Linked DNA regions of Homo sapiens: region 2 is linked to region 1. Evidence: read pairs that join two places in POLR2A ChIA-PET (ENCODE). Cell type or tissue: A673. All regions are shown on one strand. Each heading gives the region's core, and the rest is flanking DNA. Links, peaks and the distances in the headings are about the cores only.

Region 1 (7,125 bases), core at 726-4,725:
GAGGGTGTGCCGGGTCCCCCAGCAGTGCCGGCCCACCGGCTCTGTGCTGGATTTCTTGCCGTGCCTTAGCTGCCTCCCCTCGGGCAGGGCTGGGGACCTGCAGCCTGCCATGCCTGAGTCTCCCTCCGCACTGCCAGATGCTCCTGCCGGGCCTGAGTCTCCCCGACGAGCGCTGCCCCATGTTCCACGGCGCCCGATCCCATCCACTGCCCAAGGTCTGAGGAGTGCCAGCGCACGGCGACGGAGTGGCAGGCAGCTCCACCTGCGGCCCCGGTGTGAGATCCACTGGATGAAGCCAGCTGGACTCCTGAGTCTGGTGGGGACTTGGAGAATCTTTATGTCTAGCTGGGGGATTGTGAATGCACCAATCAGCACTCTGTATCTAGCTCAAGGTTTGTAAACACACCAATCAGCACCCTGTGTCTAGCTCAGGGTTTGTGAATGCACCAATCGACACTCTGTTTCTAGCTAATTTAGTGGGGCCGTGGAGAACTTTTGTGTCGAACTCAGGGATTGTAAACGCACCAATCAGCACTCTGTCAAAATGGACCAATCAGCTCTCTGTAAAACAGACCAATCGGCTCTCTGTAAAATGGACCAATCAGCAGGATGTGGGTGGGGCCAGATAAGAGAATAAAAGCAGGCTGCTCCGCGCTAGCACTAGCAAGTTGCTAGAGTGGCCTGCCACAGTGTAAGTTTTGTTCTTTAGCTCTTTGCAATAAATCTTGCTACTGCCCACTCTTTGGGTTTACACTGCATTTATGAGCTGTAACACTCATGGTGAAGATTTACAGGTTCAGTCCTGAAGCCAGCGAGACAAAGAACCCACTGGGAAGAACAAACAACTCCAGACGCCCCAACTTAAGAGCTGTTAACACCCGAAGATCTGCAGCTTCACTTTTGAGCCAGCGAGACCACGAACCCACCAGAAGGAAGAAACTCTGAACAGGCTGGAACGTCAGAAGGAACAAACTCAGGACATGCCACCTTTAAGAACTGTAACACTCACTGTGAGGGTCTGCGGCTTCATTCTTGAAGGCTGTGAGACCAAGAACCCACCAATTTCGGACACACTGGGACCACCCTCGCTGACTGGAGGTAATATTGGTTTTTGCTGTTGAAATTAATGACAAAAAGCGTGATTACCTTTGCACCAACCTAAATGTAAGTAGCCGAGGGCCAGTGTGGTGGTGCTGTGATGCCTTCTATGTCACAGGCTGTTTTTGTTTTTAATTTCTCCATCCTTATTAGTGCTTTTCCTTAAGGTCACCTCAGGTCCACAGACAAGGCTGCTGAGCCTCCAGCTATCCTGCCCATGTTCTATTTAAGAAAGAAGGGACAGGAGCAAAGATGTTTTCCAGCAATCTCATCCAATGCATTTGCTGACATTTCACTGGCCACCCCATCAGGAAGGAAAGCCAGACATTTTTTTTCTGCACCTAGAAATTTACAGGTTTTATTAGTTAAGAATATGGTTTAGTAGACTTTGGGTAGGAAACTAGCAGTCGCTGATGTGTGAGGGATTCTAAAAATAAGCTTGGACTTTTAAAAACATGTCTGATATGTTTGTGCCCTGTAGATCCATGTCACTTGGCAAAGTTCCTCCAGAGTTATCTAGAATTTTTCCTTTATTTCAATATCTCATCAATTGCTCCCGATCAGTTGCCAAACCTTGCCAGTTTCAAGTCCCAGAATGTAAACTAAATCTGTTTCCTCCTCTTCATTCCTGATACCACTTCCCTAGTTCAGGCCCTGCTGTTCCTCGCTAGGTCGCTGGCACCACCTCTTGACTGTGTCCTTTGAGTAGGGAGAGTAAAGCATGAACGGTGCCAGCTCTACAGCTGGAGCTTGGCTTTTCTTGGGGGGGGGGGGTAAATAAATTAAACAGAAAATGCTGGTAGTTCCTGTGGTGTATCTGAGCTATCTGTTTAAATAGCTGATTCGTTCATCATTAGGTGTCCAAGGACAGTGACTTGCCTTATTCTGCTCTTATTCTCCAGCACTTGAGGCAATCATTCCCAGATAGTGGAACCTCGAATGGCAGACACTGTGGTTCTCCTGCGGGGCTGAGAACTGTGAGGAGCAGAGCAGACTTCATGGAGCTCCACAAGTCACATACACAGGCGGCTGCTGGCTATTTCCGCTTTCTCATCTGGAATTGGCAGCGGACTAAGTGGGCCCTACTTATTAGGTTGGTGCAAAAGTAATCGCGATTCTTGCCATTAAAAGTAATGGCAAAAGCTGCGATTACTTTTGCACCAATCTTACTATATATATATTATTTTTTCAAATCTCAGTTTTATTCTCATTCCAGCATCCTAATGCTTTCCCTTTGGATTTTTTTTTCTAATCTTGAGAAGTTTGTGTTTTCAGTGTAGTAATAACAATAATAGTGTTCTTAGCACACGCGTTACGCCAAGGGCTTTTAAAAGATACTTTTCATAAACCAACTCACTTAATTCTCACAACAACTTTTGAAGTAGTCCACTTTCTAATCCTCATTTTACAGATAAGGAAACTGAGGCACACAAGGTCAGCTAACCTGCCCGAGGTCTCTAGCTAGTGACTGGAAGAGGTGTTCTCTGGATATTATTTGAATCTCAGTCTCGCTATATTTCTTCGTCATGACTGTAACTTTCCCCCTGTATTTCTAAATATTTTAATCTCTTGATCATATAGCATACGTTGATTTAATAAATCACTTTTACATGCATTATCGTATTTGGTATTCATCACAGCTCTCTGAGGTGGGTAAGGGAGATTTGGTTACTTCTTTCTGACAAATGAGAAAAATGATGCTCATAGACACTGTTAAGTTAGAAGCACAGGGCGTTAATTCTGGAAGTGTTTTAAAGATTACCCAATCCAGCCACTCAACTTTTAGGAAATTGAGCGTCAGAAAAATAAATGCCTTTCTCTAGTTCCCACAGCTGGCTGCAGTACCAATCACCTGCCTCTGAGTTCATTGCCAGCTGGGTGCTGTGGAACTTACCTTGACTTTGGAGTTAATTATCCAACTTCTCTGAGCTATAGTTTACCCTTTATAAAATGAGGGCATGATTATGCTTCATAAGACTGTTGTGAAACATAAATAAAGTTAATATGTGCTGGGCCTAACACAACCCAGATATCCATGAAAAGGGGTCAGGCTTTTTTTGCCCACTCCTCATTTTACCTTTTCTGTAACGCTGTCGTGAGGACATAAAATAAGTTGCTATTCTATAGCATGTATTTTATTCTATACCATGGGGCTAGGAAATAAAAACCCTGCCCATCCCCTGCTCTCTGATGTTTTTTTCTGAACTAGTTTCACGTGCCTCCTTTTACTTGCCATAATCTTTGGCTGCGGAAAACCTCCAGGCCCAATCAATCAGGTTGCTTCTACTCTCTCCAGGCTTTGTTTGCAGCCTGAACTCCAGGGTCCATCACGTCAATCGTACTGTTGCCACTGTTTTTGCACTCCCTTACCCGCTTTGCTCAGCAAAACTCCAGTCCCCCGTCAGTCCAAACACCCGATTTCCCCACCCGTGCACCAGTGCTGCTGCTGCAGGTGACACTGTGAACTTGCTACACGTTCTTGGGCTCACCCCAGCAGGGCCCTCCGTTCTGCAGAGCGATCATTTCCAGTTCTAGTCCTGTTTCCCTCACAGCTCTTTGAGATTTTCGTGTCATTCCTCAAACTCCAGACCTCACCACCTCACCTTATAGCAAGAGTGTTTGGTACCCTGCTGAGAAAAGCAGTCATCCTCATGGAAGATCGCTAACGTCAGCAGGGTGCTTTCTGTGGGGCAGACATTGGGGCAAGTCCACCATTTATGTCATTTCGTCCATCTTCACCAGAGTGCCAGGTAGTAGATATCGTTATGATTGTTCCATTTTAGAGGGGAAGCAGCTTAAGCTCAGAGAGGTTGTGTAACTTCTCCAAGGTGGAACAGCTGGGGGAAGAGAGCCACAAGCAGCTCATGGCTTGCCTCTAGAGCTGACCTATTAAGTATCAAACAACAAATTCCTCTATGTTCTCCCCTGTACACAACAAACTTATCTTCGTTAATTTTTAAAAATTAGGTTTAAAAAATTTTCTGATTTATTCATGCATACAATTTAAAGAGGCAAACAGGTATGAGGAAACAGCAGCCCCTGACCTTCTTATCCTTAACTTCCACTTCCCCAGAAGCAGCCACTTTTAACTGAATTTGTTTGGCACTTACATCCACGCTTGTAAATATCACGCTGATGCTGCCACTCACTGATATGTCCATTTGATCCCCTCTGTGGACTTCCCACGGGGGAGCATGAGGGTTTAGCTCTTCCACACAGCAACACCCCTTTCTCTCAACACAGACAACACATTTTCTGTCTGTCCCATCTTCCTATAAGTTGTACTCATTTATGTAAGATATAAATGCTAATCATGACTACGCACAGGTATGTTATCATTACTTTTCCTCTTCTGAACATTGGTGTGAGGCCTAAAATTAAGGCCCTGTGGTATATGCTGCCCTGACCTTTGGTGAAACCAGGAAGGCATCAAATGGTCTAACCTCAAGTTCCCCTCAAGCCTGCACCTGTGGATAAGGTCCCTTGGCTAAACACCCCTCCTTACTGAGCGGACCAGGCACAGTTCCTGCCTATTCCTGAGTAACAAGTTTCGGTTCCCTACCAGCCTGGAGTTTTATTCAGACAAGCCAATCACACCCTCCCATGGGGACCAGGGGTCACCTCACCCCCGTGGTACTACAAAGCCTGGCTCCCGCCGCCTGGTTGCTCACTCTGCTCCTGAGGGCCTGAGTGGTGGGCATCGCTCTTCTCCCCTGGGCTGTGAGCACTTGCTGTTAATCAACGGCCATCGATCTTACCTGGCCAGTGTCTGGCGTTGTGGGTCCAGCCATTCCTCCCTCAACGAAGAGGTGTATAGAAAGCGAGTAAAACACACGTCACTTTGTGTTTCTAGGGTTGATCCGAATCTGCTCGGTTTTCCAGTGTATACATCCTCTCCCAATCCCTTCAAACTTTAATGTCGAGTTCCTCTTCTTGGTGACTCTGACCTCTGGTCTAGCTTGGTGGGTCACTTACACCCACTCTGTGGCCATCACCTTTTGGAGATTTTGCCTGTCTGAAAATGTTGTTATTCTTACACTTACTTGATAGTTCGGCCAGGTCTGGAGTTACTGGTTGGAAATTATTTTTCTTTAGAATTTAGAAGCCATTTTCATGTCTTTTAGTTTCCAACATTGCTGTTGAGAAGTTCAAAGCCATTCAAATCCTTAATCCTTCATATGTGATCTGTTTTTCCTTTGCTATATGGAAAACATTCCCCTCACCGCCCCCCCCTTTATAAATTTACCAATGAAATGCACTAGTGTGGTTCTATTTTCATTCGTTGAACTTGAATGGGTCTTTCTAATCCAGAAATTCATCCTGGAGCTCTGGGACCATTTTCACGACTGAGTCAGTTGATGGTTTTCTCCACTCCATTTTCTTTTCCTGTTTCTACTTTCTGAAACTCATATGATATAGATATTGGCTTTCTTGAATAGTTCTCTAATTTTATTATCATTTTTCTTTTCTTTCCTTTTTTTTTTTTGTTTGAGATGGTGCCACCCAGGAGTGCAATGGCTGAATCTCGGCTCACTGCAACCTCTGCCTCCCGGGTTCAAGTGATTCTTCTGCCTCAGCCTCCCGAGTAGTTGGAACTACAGGCCCACGCCACCATGCTAATTTTTGGATTTTTAGTAGAGATGGGGTTTCACCATGTTGGCCAGGCTGGTCTTGAAATCCTGACCTCAGGTAATCCGTCCACCTTGGCCTCCCAAAGTGCTGGGATTACAGGCATCAGCCACTGCACCTGGCCTTTTTTTCCTATTTTCTGTTTTTAATCATCAGCTTTCTAGATTTCTTTACCTCATCTTCTAATCTTTCTACTGAATGTTTTATTTCTCCTGTTCTATTTTTAATTTGAAGGTTGGTTTTTGGTGCTCTTTTTGGTAAACTCTAGGCTTGTGGGTGGGGTTTTATTGATGGCGGGCTTCCCTGTGGGATGAGTTGGCTGAGCATTTTCTCGCAGATCCCCTACACTGGTTGGTCTCTTCCTGTAGGTGGGCCAGATGCCCCCAGGAGAGCTTCCAAACTCTTTCCTGAAGGCGGGCGCCACACTGCCAGCTGCCAGCACGCGGGGCTCCAGCAGGAAAGGAGATGTGTACTGATGACTTTGTATCCTTCCACACCGCCAAGTCAGCCACCACTCACTAGCTGGTTTTCAGTTTCTAAAACTGCGTTGCTGATGTTTGCATTCCTTTGGGATTTTTAATACTTTTTATGTATTATATATTGATATAACTATTAATTATGTATTAATATAACTTTACTGTTATTTAAATGGGATTTGGGAGGAATTGAGGCTAATGCAGTTTAGTTTTTGTCTGTTTATTTCTATTTCTACCTATTCTTTCATTTCCTCTCATTTTCGCTAATTTTTTTTCTAGTCTGAGGTTGTTACTTCATGCGATACTCGAACTCAGTGCCTTTGCATCTCCTCCCTGGTCTGTCTTGTGCTTTTGAATCTACACTACCTTTTCCTTTCAGCTATGAACACATTGCGATAATTCCATCTTAGACATTCGTTTGAACCCGCATCTTCCTCATTTTCTCTTTTGTATCTCTACTTCCTTTTGCAGCCGAGCTTTTAGAAAGTATCCCTGTCTCTGCTTCCTCTGAACTTATTCACCACTCTACCCATGGAAGGGGACTTCCTAGAAAGTCCCCAGATACCCCCACAGACACTTTCCTCTCTTGAGTTCACTCTACTGCTTAAGGCCATCTTGACTACATTCAGAATTCTCTTTTTCCCTTGTTTTTGTTATTATTAAAAGGAAGTTTATCTACACTGAAAGTAATGCATATTAATTATGTAAATTTGGAAAACAGAAACAATACAGGAAGGAAAGAGGAAATCCCATTCATACATGTACCAAACAGCGATAACTCCTGTTAAACTCAGGATGCATTTCCTTCCCAAGTTTTTGCTGAGAATATACTATTTGCGTAACTGGATAATTATCTATATGTACATGTGTTTGTATAGAGCGGCATGTTCTGATTTTATGGAAGGCTCCATATCCCCACATC
Region 2 (11,072 bases), core at 4,403-8,402, 51 kb after region 1:
ATGACACATCCGTAGCAACAGTAGTTTTATTTATAAGCAAAGGGAAGAAGAAACATGGACTTTGGCTAACCTGGGTGTACAAAGAACACCCAGAATGTAATTGTAATTATGTCCACTTGTGGTGATATGGTCCAAGGTTTATCAGGATTTCCAAAGGAATCTGTGGGAGGAAATCTACCAGTGATCACAGCCATAATGAAACAAACTGATGTGGAAATTTCTATTCTTTAAAACCTATTTTAAATTTAGTGTTTACAAATAGGTATAAGTTAGCAAGAGTGCTGAACTCAGGGGACGATCTAAATCCACTCAATAATTAGTTCAACAAACTTAGGCTAGGCACAGTGGCTCACGCCTGTAGTCCCAGCACTTTGGGAGGCCGAGGAGGGTGGATCACCTGAGGTCAGGAGCTCGAGACCAGCCTGACCAACATGGAGAAACCCTGTCTCTACTAAAAATATAAAATTATCCGGGCATGGTGGTGCACACCTGTAGTCCAAGCTACTCAGGAGGCTGAGGCAGGAAAATCACTTGAACTCAGGAGGTGGAGGTTGGGGTGAGCCGAGATCATGCCATTGCACTCCAGCCTGGGCAACAAGAGTGAAACTCCATCTCAGAATAATAATAAAAAATAAATAAATAAATGAATAAATAAATACAGTCATGGGACCCAACATTACAGACTTTAGTCATTGACGTTACAGAATTGAGCCACTCATAGACAGGGACATCACAGAGTTTAGAAGAAACAGAGAAGTGGGAGGGGACAGAGTCAGCAGATGTGCCTCAAGCAGAGGGTTCGGGGGAGTGTCGGATGAGAAAGAAGAGCTGGAAAAAAATGTTAAGAAGGAGTAGCTGGAGATGTTACAAGAAAATAAGGGGTGCTTATCATCATAGAAGCCAATAAGATAATTTGAAAAATATAGCGGTTACAAGAGTCAAATGCTAAACGGTTCCGAATGCGTGAGGGTTGGGATCAGGACTGGCGATTAGCAAGTTTTATGTGGCTTTTAAGCCATTACTTTCTGTAGAAAGAGAAGAGCACAGCCAGAGGATAGAATTGAATGGGAAGTAAAGATGAAGTAAAATGAGCGTAGAGTGTATTTTTTCTCGACAATTATTGGTGTATGGAAGCATGTAGATAAATAGTTCCCTGAAAATATCGTTTACAGGGGTGCTTTTATTTCTTTGGATGAGGAAACTACAGTACATTATAGGACAAGTGAAAGGAGCAAGTAGAGAAACAGGGTAATGATGACTTTAGGGAAAGATAAAGAGGGGTCTCAACAGTTCAGAAGGAGCAAGTCTCGGAAAAGAAGAGGGACAGTTGTGTCTGTTTCACTTATGCATTGTCATATGACAAATATCCTCAGAAACTTGGAGGCATGGCCGGACGCTGTGGTTCATAGTTTATAGGTGCACAGTGACTATAATCCCAGCACTTTGGGAGGCCAAGGCAGGGGGATTGCTTGAGCCCACGAGTTTGAGACCAGTGTGGGTAACATGGCGAAACACTGTCTCTACAAAAAAAAAAAAATTAGTTGGATATGGGAGCACATGCCTGTAGTCCCAGCTGCTTGAGGGGCTGAGGCAGGAGGATTGTTTGAGCCTGGGAGCTCTAGGCTGCAGTGAGCTGTGTTCACGCCAGTGCACTCTAGCCTGGGTGACAAAGTGAGACCTGTCTCAAAACAAAACAGAAGCCCCACAAAACTTAGAGGCTTAAACAACACCATTTTATTATTTTTCACAGTTCTGTGTGTTGGCTGCGCTCCCCTGAGATGTCTTCTCTCTGCTCTACTCGTCTCAGCTGAGCACATCTCGAGTGGCACAGTTTGGAGCAGAGGATCTAAGGTGGTTGGTCTGACTCCTTGACTGTGTTAGCTTGGGTGGCTGAAACGCCGTGGATGCTCTTTCATCCCGTAGTGTGTCTCTTCCCGTGTGGCCTTTCCAGCAGCATGGCCCAGACCTCTCACATGGTGGTTCAAGTGAGAGAAGGCTGCAGAGTCTCTTAAGGCCTAGGCACTGAGACTCACGCATCATTTCTGCCATATTCCAAGATCAAGTGAAGGTACTCTGCAGGTCACAGGGCAGGGCAGATTCAATAAGAAAGAGAACTAGGAAAAGCACAAAGATGTGGCCGCATAACACATTGGGGCCAGTTTGCAAGGATTTGCCACAATGCTTCTAGAACAAAAGAGAAGGAGAAAGGATTAGTGTAGATTTAGAACACTTCTGAATTAAGAGGAAGCAATTGGAGAAAGTTCAGGCTGAAAACCTTCAATTAGCATAGACTGAAAAAAGCTCATCTCTTAAAGGAGAAGTCATAAAAGAGTTTATATGAATCAGAGTGTGATTCCTTTTTTTCTTATACAATATGAAATAAAACCACTCTGTAACTCTTGAATAAATCTGCTGTTAGGGAATGCAGCATGCTATGAGCCTGATTTTAAAAGAAATTTTAATTTTTTTGAATAAAATATTTTAAAAATGCATATGTCACTTGCCTCTTCATATTTAATGCACTTTTAGCAAAACTCATGTTATGAACTGAGAAGGGTCTGATGTTTTACTCAAATTGCAAGCTAACAAATTAGTTTGCTATGATTGCTGGAAGAAGACATGAGACTTCTGTATCAAAGACAAAGGATTTTATTATTCATAGCAATAGTAGTATTCAGAATATAAGCACTCTTGGGCCAGTTCCCCAGCCCTAATCCACCAAGGCAATGAGAAGGTGACCAAGTGACATCTGAACATACAGTGGGTTGTGTTAGAAAAGAGGAAGTTGACCTTGGGAAACCTGAATCTTTTGTAATTGGCACTTGGCATGCTTGCTATTTGCTAGGAAGGAAATGTCATTTTTATTATACTGTACAGCATGCATGTATATGTCTCTTGTTGTGGAGGGAGATACTATCTTTGTCTTTCAAGGCTGTAAGCAATTTTATCCATTGGTCCAGAAGGAGATCCTATCACTGTCTTCCCATGCTATACAAGGCCTCCTTGAAAAGACAGCTGAGAGCAAAGATAGCTAGTGCTTCTGTTTGTAAGACATGCAGAAATGTGAGAGACCCACGAATTGTCTCCCCAAAACTAATTTTAAAATATGACTTCAGTGTGCAAGAAATGGTCAAAATAAAAATCTAAATAAATTTCTACCATAAAGAAATATTTCAAAAAAACAAATATTTCATATGTAAGAGGTAATCTCATATGTAATTTCATATGTAATCTTCAGTACGTAAGTACTTAAAAATATTCTTTATTTTAAAAGTATTGTATGTTTACTTATATATTCAATGTAAGATCAACAAATTTTTCATGTAGGCAGTGAAAGTACAAACAAATAGGAGTAGTAAGCAGTTTGGAACACTGATTTCAGTGTTCAGCTCCTTGATCAAGTATTTGGTGAAATCACAACCACCAGGGTGTGGGTGCGCCTGTTGGGCAGCAGTGACAAATGGCCTTCCCTAGGATGGCCTGTAGATGTGTCCTTGGCTTTGCTATCTGGACTATTGCCCATCCCAGCGGCTTCCCTGTACCTCTTATGAAACAACAGGAGCCTGTTAGGCTTTGGAGTTTATCTAGTTTTACAAATGTTCCAGAAAATTTGCTCCATCCCAGGATAAGCTGTGGACACATAGGTAGGATCATGATGTGGATTTATGTTTCAGATTTACCACAGAGTGGTGTGTTAGACCATTTATGCTGCTGCGACAGAGTACCACAGAATGGATAATTTATAAAGAAAAAAGATTGATTTGCTGTATGGTTCTGGAGGCTGGGAAGTCCATGGTCAAGAGGCTGCATCTGGTGAGGGCCTTCTTGCTGCATCATAACATGGTGGAAAGCATCACATGGCAAGCGAGGGTGCAAGACAGAGATAGGAAATCATTCAAACTCATCCTTTTATCAGGAGCTCACTTCTATGGTAACAGCATTAATCCACTCAGGGGGACAGGAGCCTCATGACGTAATCACCTCTTAAAGGTCCCACCTCTTAATACCATCACAATGGCAATTAAATTTCAACATGAGTTTTGGAGGGGGCATTCAAGCCACAGCAGATAGTATTGGTCTGATGCAGTCCCAAGTGTGATGGAATCTAGAGATCTCTTCAAAGTAGGAGAGGAAGTTTAGAGTGTCCACAGAATGCTTTTGCTTCTTGGTAAAGTTTGAGTACAATACATACTAATCATTGTGTAGCTGTCATATTTTTCTAACAACTTCAAAGACACCAAATCTAATTTACCTGTAAGCAGAGAGACACATCCTATTGTAGATTTAACTTTGCTCAATAGGTCCTTATGAGGGAGGAGTGTCCATTCTGTATCACTGGTGAATAAGTGAGCATATGAAGATGAAACGATCCACAAGGAAGGCAGGGCATGGAATGGAATTTATTTTATTATATTTTTTATTTTTTTGAGATGGAGTCTTGCTCTGTCACCAGGCTGGAGTGCAGTGGCATGATCTGGGCTCATTGCAACCTCTGCATCCTGGGTTCAAGCAATTCTCCTGCCTCAGCCTCCCAAGCAGCTGGGACTACAGGCATGTGCTATCATGCCTGGCTAATTTTTTTGTATTTTTAGTAGAGACAAGGTTTCACCATGTTGGCCAGGCTGGTCTCGAACTCCTGACCTCAAGTAATCCTCCTGCCTCAGTCTCCCAAAGTGCTGAGATTGCAGGTATGAGCCACTGCACCCGGCCAAGAATGGAATTAAGAATGTTCAGTTTCTTATTTCAGCCTTGGAACACTAATATTAATTGAATGTGTTGTTTTCTCCTAAATTTATGTTTGTATTTTTTCATTGGTTTAGTTCAGTTGGAAGTGTAATTTCACATTAACGGGGGAACTAAATCAATTACATGTGTTCTTAATGTTCCAGTAGTGTCTGCAACTTGGTTAAACACTGAAGTGGTTTGGAACACGGCATTAGCCAATATAGCCAGAAAGAAAAAGGGAAGAAATCAGTAGAAAAAAATGCCTATATCAATATTAACTTCTTTTTCAGCATTCAATATGCTTGACTTTTTCTCTTATGACACCTTAACCTCCTCCTAAATGCTAGCTGTCTAGACCTACTTCCTATACTCCTATTTTCATATTACTTTTTGTGTTTAAACATTTACTTCTTCACTATTTATTTCCTTTGCCTTTCTATCCACTATTTTCTTATTCTCCCTTTTTTTCCCTTCATTTAATAGTTTCTGAAAACTCATTTTTATCACTGAGTGTTTTTTTTTTAGCCTTTTCCAGAGGCAGATAATTACCACTAGAATGATCAATGGCTTTGGAGAAATGAATTAAAACATTAGTTCCATGGATAAACTCATACTTAATGTTAGGAGATTTTGATTTCCAGATAGGGGATTTTTTTTTTTAATCATCTAGACTACTCTTGGCTTTCCCTGCTAATTCTTAAGTTTGTGTACAATGTCCAACCTAACCGTGTAGGCTGATTGTTGAAAGGAACACTGGTGAACAGATCCAAATCTGTCACACTCCAGGCAAATAGCAATGGTGACACAAAAATGAGAAATAGGACTGCTGTGGACTATTTGTGTCACCCCAAATTCATATTTCGAAACCCTAATCCCCAAGGTGATGGTATTAGGAGGTGGGGCCTTTGTGAGTTGATTATGTCATGAAGGTGAAGCCCTCATGAATGGAATTAGCGTCCTTATAAGAGACCCCTGGGAGATTTCTAACTCCTGCCACATGAGAACACAGCGAGAGGACAGCTGTCTATGATGCAAGAAGCAGGCCCTCAGCAGGCACTGTGTCTGCTGCACCTTACTCTTAGACTTCCCAACTTCCAGAACTATGAGAAATGAAGGCTCGTTGATTATAAGCCATGCAGTCTATGCTATTATTGTTATAGCAGCCTGAATGGATTGAGACAAAAACCCTCCTCAACAGAACTTTAGGCTCCTTAGCCAGTGTTATGGAGCTCTTTTAAAAAGCATAGAAATCACTGGCAAAGAGCTCCTGGCATTGAGCCACGTGACAGTTAGCAGAGGCTGCTTTCTGCTTGGCCAGCTGTGCAAGGAGACAGAGCAGGGGGTCAGCAGAGGGAGCTGAAACAGTAAGACTATAAGCAGAGGAAGAGTGGCAGGAAAGAACAAAACTCAATTCAAATGTTGCCAGCACACAGTGAATTGCAGGGAACCGGCTATCATGAGAGAGGGTCCCAGGAGTACACACATCAAATGTGGTTTTTGAACCAGAGGACCTCCTGACTGCTGGTGGCAGGATGTCTCTATTCCATGTAGTTATCAATGTGTTACTCTTTTCTTTGGTTGAAAGGATTTTGGGTCAGGCACTGATCTTTCTTTGAATATATGTGCCTGTTGGATGCCTGAACAGTGAGAAATGCAGGAACGTGGTAGTTAGTGATGGTTAGGAGAGCAGGGGAAGGCACAAAACCTGAATGTCACAGGAAATTGTGCAAGTATAATAAAAGTAACAGATAGCATTTATTGCTTGATTGCTATCTGCCAGGCTCAGTGCTAGGATATGGAAATATAGAGTCACGCCAAGTAACTTTGGTCCCTGCCCTCAAGCTTAGTCTGATGCAAATCCACCATGAACCAGGGAATTGACAGGCACTGAAGGTAAAGCCAGTGCTTCAAGACGTCAGACAAGACAAAATGTCAGAAAAACAAACAACAGAGGAATTGCTATGGGAATCTTGAAAGAAAAGCTATTTCTTCTGCAGCCAAGAAGGCTTCTTTCAAGTAGGGGTGCAGATGTCTCTCAGTGGATGTGATATACCGAGGTCTTGCAGAATGAAGCAAGGGAGAGACAAAGGGGTGGGGAAAGTGGCCAACCTGGCGGGAGAGGGGAGGGCAGCTCAAAACCCACCCACCGGCCAGACATTTACTTTAGGTCAACACCTCCAGCCCCGTAGAGGCATACTGTGCATGCAAACAGACAGTGAGGGTTTGATTCTGAAAACACAAAGAACAAGTCTGGCTGTACCACACCTCTCCTTAATCCTCTTCATTTCTCTTCTCATCTCTTATTTCCCGCTCAGATTTGAGGCTCGTCGTGTCTCAAGAGCCATGCTTGGTGCCTAAGCAGTAACCAAGAAATATGGACTTTGCTATTAAAACAGATGTTCTTTAGAGGGTACTAGAGGCTGGGAAGAGGAAGGGAAAAGGGAGATAGGGAGACATTCTTTAAAGGATAAAAAATTACAGCTAGATAGGATGAGTAGTCCTGGTGTTCCGCAGGTCTGTAGGATGACTATAGTTAACAATAATACATGATATGCTTTCAAATAGCTAGAAGGAGGATATTGAATGTTCCCAACACAGAGAAATGACAAATGTTTGAGAAGATAAATACACTAATTACCCTGATCTGATCACTATACATTGTATGTATCATCACTATGTATCCCATGAACATTATGTGCCAATTAAAAAAATAAAAGAAAATATTTTTAAAAGGGGATGCTCTTTGTTAAGAAGAGAGATGGAAATGAAAGATGTCAGTACAGTGCATTTAAGTACTACTGGAAGATGTTTAAAGCATGACGGGATCCTTGAGATGGAACGTCTAATTCTAGGGGGGTGGATTTTAAGGATGTTCAAAGAGAAGGTGACATTTACGCAGAATTTTGAAGGACAACTAGTAGTTTGCCAAGTATATGGTTCCTGGGGTTCAAGGGTAGCTTTGGAGAGAGGAGAAAGCATTCTAAGCAGATAAATAGCACATGTGCATGTAAACAAGAGTGGAAATGCATCGGGAACCCAGGACACTGCGGGACTGTGGTATGGAAAGGGAGAGCTACAGGCAGAAATCAGGCTGAAAGGTTGGGGAGTGAGAGGGTAATAAAGGCTCTGCTTGTTGCAATGTACTCAAATTTAGGGGCGCCTGCCCAAGACATGCCTTTTTACAGGGGCTGCCCATCATTCACAACCTTGCTGGAGATGTGAGCCAAGTTAACATGCCTGTCTCTGGCTGTCCCTGGCTAGAGCTGATTGGACAAGGGTTGGTTCTGTGATCTTGGAGGAATCTAACAATAGACTTGGCTGAAACAAGCGTAAGACTTGTCTTCCAAAATATGAACTAAAGGTCTGATTGGTGTGTGATGGATGTGTGAGCAGAGGTACCGAGAGCAGGGGCTGAAGCAGCTCTTCTCCACCTCCTGAAGTACAGCTGAGCAGGTCTGTAGAGAGAAGCACAGGCACTCAGGGAAAGTGGAGACGAGGCCATGCGAGTCATGAGTGGGGCGTTGGTGGTGCACTTCCTGCTTTGTGTGCCATAGGATAGCTCTGTAGACTTTCATAAATACCCCTTTTAGGGAGACTCCATTTGCGTTCTTTGCAAACAAATGCACTGCTGTAAAATACATGCCATTCTAAAGAGTTTGGATTTTATCCTGTCAGTATGGGGAATCCATGAAAAATATTAAGCAGGGTTAACATAGATTCATTGTGTTGTCTTATAAATTAACTTGACTGCAACTTGAAGAATAGTTCAGAGAGGAGCAAAATCAGGAGAGGAAAACGCTAGGAGGCCATGGGAACAATCTGGACAAAGCCTGACACATCCCTCAGCTGAGGAGAGGCCTGGGGGAAGAGAGAGTCTAGATCTAAGGACATCTAGAGAGCCCCAGCTGAAGGACTTGTGAATGAGTGTTGCCGAGGCTACAGGTTGGGTGGGTATTGGCTCGCTTGTGGGACTGGCATATTGGTAGACGTGGTAAAACTTTAGAAGGAAAGAGATGTGCAAGTGAAAAAAATGAGATTCATTTCAGAGACATTGAGGCACATACAGGATATTCTTATGGAGTTATAGGCTCCAAGGAAAGTTCTGGGCTGCCACATGCAAATGGGCGTTGAAACAATGGGTGTGAAAGTGATTGCCTGTGAGGAGCAAGTGGAATGTGGAACACAAAAGTCTAAAACAGAGCTGGGAAGAAGGCATTCCTCAAGGAGCGGGCAGAAAAGGCTGAGAAGGGGTGAATTGGAGAACAAAGCCAGCAGAGCAGCATCAGAGAAAAAAGTGTGGTTTCAAAAGAAAGAGTCAAATGGTGCAGCACAGTCAATGAATGTAAGAGGTGGATTAAGACGTTTCAAGGCCATGCTGGACTCTGGCACAAGGCGTGCCAGGCTCTAAGGCGCAACAGCCCAGGCTGGCCAGAGGCACTGGGTTTGGGAGCCACTGAGCAGAGGTCACCTGCGGTGGCGGGGCAGGGGGGTGCGGGGGGAGCCACTGTCCACAGCCTTGATGGCCAGGAAAGGCTTTTAGGGATTTGTTAAACACTGTACATATTCTCAAGTCTGGGGACTTTTTAATTTCTTTTTTTCTTTTTCTTTTTTTTTTGCAGTAGGCTTTTTTTTTAACTCTGAATTTTAACAACCTAACTATCTAAGAGATTTAAGAACTGCAGTTTTTCCAGGCTTATGAAATGCAAAATGTTAAACCTCCCACTTTGCTAATGAGAGAATACAATTACTGTCTAACCAAAATAATTTAATGGCTAAGTGAGATAATTTAAAGGATCTGGAAGAGTCATGAATGCAAATAAGTGATTTTCTGCAATGTTTATCTGCCCCTCCCAGCTGAAGTCACTGAGTATACCAGCAGCTGCAGATCCCACTGAGCAGCGCTGACGGGATGGGATGGAGCCCAGGCCACCTGCTGGCCTGAGATGCAAGGTTCCCTCTGGCTGCGGGTGAGCCTTGGGCACAGGGAGTCAGCCTCCTGCAGGTGGGGCCTGGGCCTGTCTGATACCCACAGCCTTTAGTGTCTGTCTTCAGCGCGTTTTGCTCTCTTTTCCTACCTAGACTCCAAGATTCCTTGCCACCTGTGCTCCTGCCGCCGTTCTCCGCCATCTGATAAGCACTCTCTGGGCCCTGACACTGACCTGAACTGGACCAGGGTTAAGCCCAAGTCGCCCCGTCCTTCTGGGAAGGCTCTGTGGAGTCTCCCACATTTCTCTCCAGCTGCCTTCACCTCTCCCTTGCTCCATGGTCTTGAGGGCTCAGCCTTCCGGCCCCCATTCATTAAAGTTCATGATTTTCAATCACAAAGAAATGGCTACTTTACCAGAAAAAGCAGTCAGTTTGCTTAGGTATTTTTCCAGAGACAAAATGGAAGTTAAATGAAAGAAATAAGGTATCGCATTCCACCTAAGCCAGTGGGTAGCTTTACTTGAAAAACTGCCCGAATGTCCCTGTTTTGTCGTTGAGTGAACAGAGGAGCGGATGTGAGCATTTTTCAGCAGAGATGTGCTGCTTTGCAGGGAACAGGCAATATGGATGCATGTAAAATTCTTGCTTGAGGATTAAGAGTCCAAATGTGTTTTAAGAACTGGCTATGCAAAATCTCAGATATAACTGATAAACTGTTGTAATCTGGTTGGCATATAGTCCTGTCTGTACCACACTTTTTCTTTCCCTAAAACACAATTTGGCTTTCTACTTGTTGAACAAACAGATATGGCAAATAAAAGAAGGACAAATGTTATTGATTTTTTTTTTTCCTGAGAAAGAGTCCTGCTGTGTGGCCCAGGCTGGAGTGCAGTGGCGCGATCTCCGCTCACAGCAACCTCTGCCTTCAGCATTCAAGTGATTCTCTTGCCTCAGCCTCCCGAGTAGCTGGGATTACAGGCATGTGCCACCTCACCCAGCCTTATGAAGCGATTTTTACATATGACATTAGAGATATCAAAGGGGAGTGTCTTATGGTAAAAAAGCTCTACACGTTTTTAAAAACATGATTCCACTGGTATACATTTTTCCAATAAAACTCCAAAATTGATCCTATCCTAGGTATAATCTTATCCTTCTTCACACCTCTCCCATCCTTAAAAAAACTCTAAGTTAATTGGCCTTGGGAACATTTTTGGTTTCAATATTTACATTAGGATTTTGATTTTTTAAAATAATTATTGATCATTTCCAGTTTGAAAATGTTAAAAAAAATTTTTGAACAGTAACAAATTTTAAGAGGACTTTTTATCCCCTAAAGAAAGCCAGTTTATATAGAACTACTGTTATGCCAGTATTTTAAGGTGCCAGGTATATTTTCTGCTCTGATGAAATATTTAGGT

What was found. Peaks named below come from ENCODE experiments on the same cell type or tissue, not always from the same donor. Only the 100,000 strongest peaks of a DNase experiment are listed, where the experiment ranks them.
Region 2: POLR2A ChIA-PET joins it to region 1 with 8 read pairs; 3 of 35 experiments call an interaction of 5 or more read pairs at or near these places.

What each region holds. Positions count from the first base shown.
Region 1 is chr4:186,890,271-186,897,395 of GRCh38, forward strand. The region is part of intron 1 of LOC102723906 (a long non-coding RNA gene); the gene reads left to right. It overlaps LOC105377599 (a long non-coding RNA gene), which reads left to right. Exons shown (of 3, transcript XR_939596.2): 1 at 1-1,098; 2 at 2,001-2,191; 3 at 2,510-2,713. Among named protein-coding and RNA genes, the nearest start is that of FAT1, 170 kb to the left of the region's middle. In A673, for the core only: no CTCF peak of the experiment used is centred there; no DNase peak of the experiment used is centred there.
Region 2 is chr4:186,937,176-186,948,247 of GRCh38, forward strand. The region is part of intron 1 of LOC102723906 (a long non-coding RNA gene); the gene reads left to right. Among named protein-coding and RNA genes, the nearest start is that of FAT1, 220 kb to the left of the region's middle. RefSeq lists an enhancer at 9,478-10,265. In A673, for the core only: no CTCF peak of the experiment used is centred there; a DNase peak (open chromatin) is centred at 6,006.